Regions from separate parts of the Homo sapiens genome. Here region 2 is linked to region 1. Evidence: chromatin loops called from intact Hi-C (ENCODE). Cell type or tissue: heart right ventricle. All regions are shown on one strand. Links, peaks and the distances in the headings refer to the core of each region. The heading gives the core; the rest is flanking DNA. Region 1 overlaps LOC105370834 (a long non-coding RNA gene). Region 2 has its middle 91 kb from the start of POLR2M.

What was found. Hi-C counts contacts between places; a loop is a spot of excess contacts. Peaks named below come from ENCODE experiments on the same cell type or tissue, not always from the same donor. Only the 100,000 strongest peaks of a DNase experiment are listed, where the experiment ranks them.
Region 2: it touches region 1 in a loop (7-fold over the local background); 1 of 110 quality-filtered maps calls a loop at or near these places.

Annotation. Positions count from the first base shown.
Region 1 is chr15:57,745,234-57,748,146 of GRCh38, forward strand. The region is part of intron 3 of LOC105370834 (a long non-coding RNA gene); the gene reads left to right. Among named protein-coding and RNA genes, the nearest start is that of POLR2M, 40 kb to the left of the region's middle. In heart right ventricle, for the core only: no CTCF peak of the experiment used is centred there; no DNase peak of the experiment used is centred there; H3K4me3 peaks cover 685 bases.
Region 2 is chr15:57,796,034-57,798,946 of GRCh38, forward strand. No RefSeq gene overlaps it. Among named protein-coding and RNA genes, the nearest start is that of POLR2M, 91 kb to the left of the region's middle. In heart right ventricle, for the core only: no CTCF peak of the experiment used is centred there; a DNase peak (open chromatin) is centred at 1,257; H3K27ac peaks cover 2,380 bases.

The DNA of each region.
Region 1 (2,913 bases), core at 226-2,725:
GCTAAAGGAAAGAAGGGTCGATGGAAGGATGGCAGACAACCTCAGGCAAGGGACCATGCCTACCTCCAGGAATTACACCTAGGCCACCTGATTTCATCTTTATCTTGACTTTTGATATTCTCTAAGGGATAATTTTCTGCGGAAGGATCTCAGGGTGGGGAGGCTGGGGCCCTGTTGACTGTGAGAGTTCCTTCGCCAGCTGATAAGTGTGTCTGTCAGCTCCCAAAGAAAGGGGCGCCCCATAACCTGACCTTGCTCTTCTCTTCTTACCTTCTGGGCGGCTCCTTCATGGGCTCCTCGCCTTCCTCTCACTCTCCAACAATGGGCTTCTTTCAGCCCCGGCCCCTTCCCTTTGCCATTTCCCTCTCTCTGAGCTCGTCTATTCTCATGGTTTCATTAGCACCTCTTTGCAGATGACGGGCAAGTCGACCTCTTCAGCCATGACCCTTTCCTGTGCCCCACACCGCATTTCCAACCGCTGACAGGACATCTCCACTCTCAGGTCCGAAGGCCCCTCAGTGTGCCCAAGGCAGCGTCCTCCATCCTCTCACTCCCTTCAAGATGGCTTCCTCAGTGCACATCCATTCAAGCAGGCCTCCCGCCAGGCTTCCTAGAGTCCCTAGCTAGCAACTTTGGAGTCATTTATCAAGTCTATTGAATGCTGGTCTTGCATCAGGCATCAGGCATCAGGCATCAGGCATCAGGCTTGGGCTAAGGGTAGAGAAATGAATAAAAGTCACTGAGAGACCTTAAGGGACTCAGCGTAAAGAAGAGAAATGCACGAAGAATTTAAGACAATCACAAGATTGAGAGAGGTGTGGAGGGTGCCATGCAGGGCAGCATTCCATAAATGCTTCTTGGTGAGGAGGTCTTAGCCTTGGCTGGTCTTGCCTTTCCTTCCTGTTCCCACTGCCGCCATGTTGGTTCAGTCTCCTGTCACTCACAACAAGATGAACAGCAATGTTCTCTTCTCTGTCTCCTTGATGGTAAATTTCTCTTCAGTGCCAACTAATTTTCCCAAAATACTGCTCTTACCACCTCTCAAGAAAAAAACCCACTTTGTGCTCCATCCTTTCTCTGCGGCCTTATTTTATCACAGTGGTTAGCAGGTGAGCTCTAGTGTGAGGCTCACCATGCTAGAATCTCAGCCCTGCTACTTAGTTGCTCGGTGACCTTTGACAATATACTTAACCTCTCTGTGCTCCGCTTTCCTCATCAGTAAAATGGGGATAATAATAATACCTACCTTATTGAGTTGTAAGGACAGAATGAATTAATACAGGCAAAAATTATAAGCCCTGAATAAGTGGTAGCTATTATTATTGTTCTTTTCTATTGCTTTTAAGTAGAAGGGGCTCTCTGTTCCTTTGAGGCCTCCTTGAAAGCCTTGAGGAGTTTTCTCTCTGTTCTCCATGATGCTACCCTTACCCAAAACACTGGCTTCTCTGGTTATGTTGCTCCTGCCCATTTCTCAGAGCCAGATCAGTCCCCTTAACTTACATGGAATGTTCCCCAGTACCTGAAATAAATAAAACTTTCTTTACAAAAACACATGGTAGGCCAGATTTGGCCTGCGGATTGTAGTTTGATGAGCCCAGCTCCAGATGAGAGTCAGTTTGCTGGACAAATTCACTGCTCAGCAAGACTCTCCGAATTTTCCTCCTAGGAACAGATGCCTTCCTCGTTGTTTGGACTTGAGTCAGTCCCGGCAAATGTTTAAGTGGCCTGGCCTGGAGAGCTAAGGTGAGCAAGCGCTCCTTGTCTGACAGCTTTGTTCCTGAGATCAGCCAGAGCAAGGGAGGATGGGACCCAGGGGGCTGAAGACATTTAAGCAAAAGAAAACCAGAAGTTCTTCTCATCCCTTTCTTCCTCCCTAACCCACGGTCCATTCCCGCTGCCCTCAGCCCTGGTCCCAGAGGTAAATAAATAGACGTTTTATAACCACCTCGGACAGATTTTTGTTATTAAGAAAGGAAATTAAAAGTCTCTTAAGTGTAGATAATATGGAGCTTGCTAGACAAATTGACAATAGCCAGGAAATTTGAAACGCACGGCTCCAAGCTCCTCCACCAGAGTGACTTTCGTTTGTGAGCTCTCTGGGCTTGCCTGGCTTCCGGGTGTGACGGTGCAGCCTCGAATGTTCTGTCAGTGGACGCCGTGGTTTTCTGTGAGAAACACATTCTGTGGGCTGTGCTGCTTTGCCCAGTATTGATGAGGCATTTGTGAGGACCCCTCCTCCTCCTCAGGCCCCACTTCCCCTTTTTCCTCCTTGAAGCTTGGGGGAAGGCAATGAACTCCCCAAAAAGAGCCCAAATCCCTAAGCTCTGAGGCACCCTCTTTTAATGGAATCGTCTTTTAAGGGATACAGAAACATTTCTCTCAGGAACTAACTGTCCTGCTTGCATTCTCCATAACCCCTTTTGTTGTCACCAGGGGAGTAATTATAATTTAAATCGATGGGTACTTGAGAGAAGGCGAACGATTTGCCCTCCCTTAGCACTTGACATTTTGAACATTGGACAATGAGAGGTGACTTTGTTTATTTATTGAGCTATTATGGCTTAGTGCTTAGAGGAGTTCCTGCCAAGAATGGAAAGAAACCTCCTTTTTGGATCATGTCTTTAAGCACAAACCGCTTTGTTACTGGTCAATATTTGGGGGCAAAATCCAGTGAAAGCTATGTTCATTTGATATACCATACATTTCCCTCTATCTCACTGAGTATGCCGAAAATAAATGCTGTCTTTAGTATTTCCGACATCTGGTCTTAATATTTGAAAGTCTGTGTTTCATGTACTTTTTTGATAGACAGCATTTTTTTGTGGAGCATTTTGTTGTTAGAGTATGTGAAATGTTGATATTAATCTGAGCTGCCCTGGTCTTCATGGAACACAAGGCCAGTCTGAAACAATC
Region 2 (2,913 bases), core at 278-2,777, 51 kb after region 1:
GAAAGCCATATCCCCTTCCAATATCAGTTTCTTAGTCCTATTTCTTTAGCACCTGATGACACTACCAAGACACATGTCAGGAAGGTGGTCTGCACAGCTATCCCAGGAGCTGCTCTGATGTGAAGGGAGTTCTCCACTGTTTCTAGGGTACACGATACTCTCACCTAGCAGAACCAAGATCCTGACTCTAAAGGGATTGTGCAGATGTTAACTTTCCTAATTCTTCTGGTAAGTTCTGGTCTCTGTGGCTCTTCCTGTCCAAGCTGTGCTTGAGCTATGCATGAACTGAGCAGGGGCCTCTATCCACCTCATCAGCCCCCAGACATCTGGGATGCCTTGAGGGAGCCAATTAATGAAAAGCATATCTCAAATGCAAATATGTCCATTCAGTAGTTCTGCTTTATAAGAAGCAGAGTAGGTTTTTTTTTTTTTTTTTGGTAAAATTCTTTTTTTGTCCTCTCTTCACTGACATACTTTATTGTTTTTAGAGGGTAGCATGTTTAAAGGAAGTTACATCACTTAAAGTATTTTATTGCAAGTAACAGAAAAGTTTAATGTAATACTGGCTGAAACAATTTAGAAATTTACCATGTCATATAACAAGAAGGTCAGAAGTAGAATGGTCTCCAGGGCTAATTCAGCTGCTCAGTGACATCATTGAGGATCCCAGTTCTCTGGGCCTCTTAGCTCCACCATGCTCTGTGTATCAGCTTTTGCCCTCACCCTGGTACCCTCATCCAGACGAGACAATGTTCAGAGGAAGAAAAAGATAATATATTTCATGTGTCTATATTTTTGGACCTAAGAACCTGGCAGTCTTCCCCTCACATTTTATTGGTCAGGATTCTGTCCCTTGCCCATCCCTAGCAAGGGGAATGGGATGACCATCATTGGCCGAAACACTTGGGGTAGAATGGGTGTTGGGTTGAGAGGCCATGACCCCTGTGGTAATCACAGACACTATTTGAAGCTTGCAGTTTAAGGTTGGTGCCTACTCCAGCACCACGAATGCAATAGGCTTTTAGCAGATAGTTGACCATGATGGCATAAAAGATGTAGGTTTTACCATTCAAACCTGTTTAATTCTACTGCTGTGTTGAGGCGCCCTAATGCCTTAGGCTAGTCTAGACAAACTGTAAGGCCTCCACATGGTCTCTAAACTTGTGATGCCTATCTGTGCTGTAGCACAAAAGCAGGAACTTGAGAGTGGCCAAAAGCCCCACTCTGTGGTTTGGCAGGCCCACTGAGGGCTCCTGTCCACATCCCTCCCTGAAGGCAGGAGAGACTATTAGTGCAGAGCTGGCTTCCTCGATCCAGCACATGTAGAGAGGGAGGAATTCCCAAGGTACGTTGCTCTGAGCTGGCCTTTCTGGTTTCTGTGGCTTCACTTGCCCACTGATTAACTGTGAGTATCACATGAGGCCTAGACAATATCACCATGGTCATTTGAATAATAAAATCAAGTTATTTCATCATTTCACTTTTCCTTTGAGGGGGGAAAACATTTGGAACACAAGGCCCATCAAGACCTTTCCTGTTTCTGATGTCTCTATCACAGACTTGGCTGCAAAGGTTAAATGTTTTGGATTACAAAATGTACATTATATGGGGGTCTTCCTATAAATCAACAAGGCAGGTATGTTAAACACAGAAAAATATCTACAGCTGTTCTCTTACTCATCCTGCTTGTTATTTAACTCAGTCTGGGCCCTAAGGAACATTTTTAGTTGTACTGTCAACAGTTTCAAAACAAAGAAGAAACTGCGACTGGCAAATGAGGAACCCAGCTGGCCCTCTGTTTAGGCTCCCACTGCATATACTTTAATCCTGACACCTGCAAGCTATTTAATCAGGATTTACAATTGAACATGAAGGATGAGGGGTCCGCAGGGCTGTGTTCTTAGTGTTTGGATTGCAAATGATGGAGAAAAACTTTGTTATCGGATGTTGTAGTTATTTGAAGTTGGGTGCCCTCTAACCCACAGGGAACCCAGCATCATTTATCACTCCCCAGAAAAAAACTCAGCTCAGGCGGACGCTGCCCCTCACAGCATAACATTCTATTTTTGCTTTTCCTGTATTCTAGAGTAAACAAACTTGAAACTTATGAACAATGAGAAAAATAACTTCCAGAGAGCATATGGCAGGAGAGAAGAGTTCGAAGTGAAATAATGAAAGCACAATATTCACTTAGACACAGAGCAAAATGTAGACGAGGGCATTTGCCTACAATCTGGCCAAGGTGTGCCATGTTCAGAAGGTTCTCTACTTAAAAACATACCAACTTTCACGGAAAAGAACAAAGTCTTGAGCCAGGGCAAAAGTATGGGAATTTTGCCTAACACAACAGATGGAATTTATAGTTGCTTGTAAATGAACAAATTACCCAAATGTATTTTAGAAAATGCACTAATTTTGGACTTGTGAAAATTGCCTTAGGAAAAGCTCTGAAAGTTTAGAATGGAAACTTTCTGTAAGTCGAGGAGCTTCTGTAATGATGTGACTGAAAGGAGTCTACAGAAATGGCAACTGATCACTACTTAGTGAGTCCCAACTGGGCCATTACGGGAGAGATGAAGAAGCAGAAAAGATGAACCAGGGCAGAGTCCCTGCCCTCATAGAGCTTCTAGACTGTTTGAGGGGAGGAGAATATCCTGGTTTAGACAATAAGAAAAAAAGTTAAAACATGTACAATAAAAAGAATCTCAGAAGAGATGATCACTGCCAACTGGAGTAGTAAAATAAAACTTACAGAAGAACTAGGAGTATGAGTTGAAAATACAAGTGACTGAAGCATTGATTCCAACATATTCTAGTATGAAGAGACACAAATGATATTCAATGGATATTTACATTTAGAATCCATTAATTGAGGAATACTTCATAAAAACCTAGCTTGAATTCATGTACATT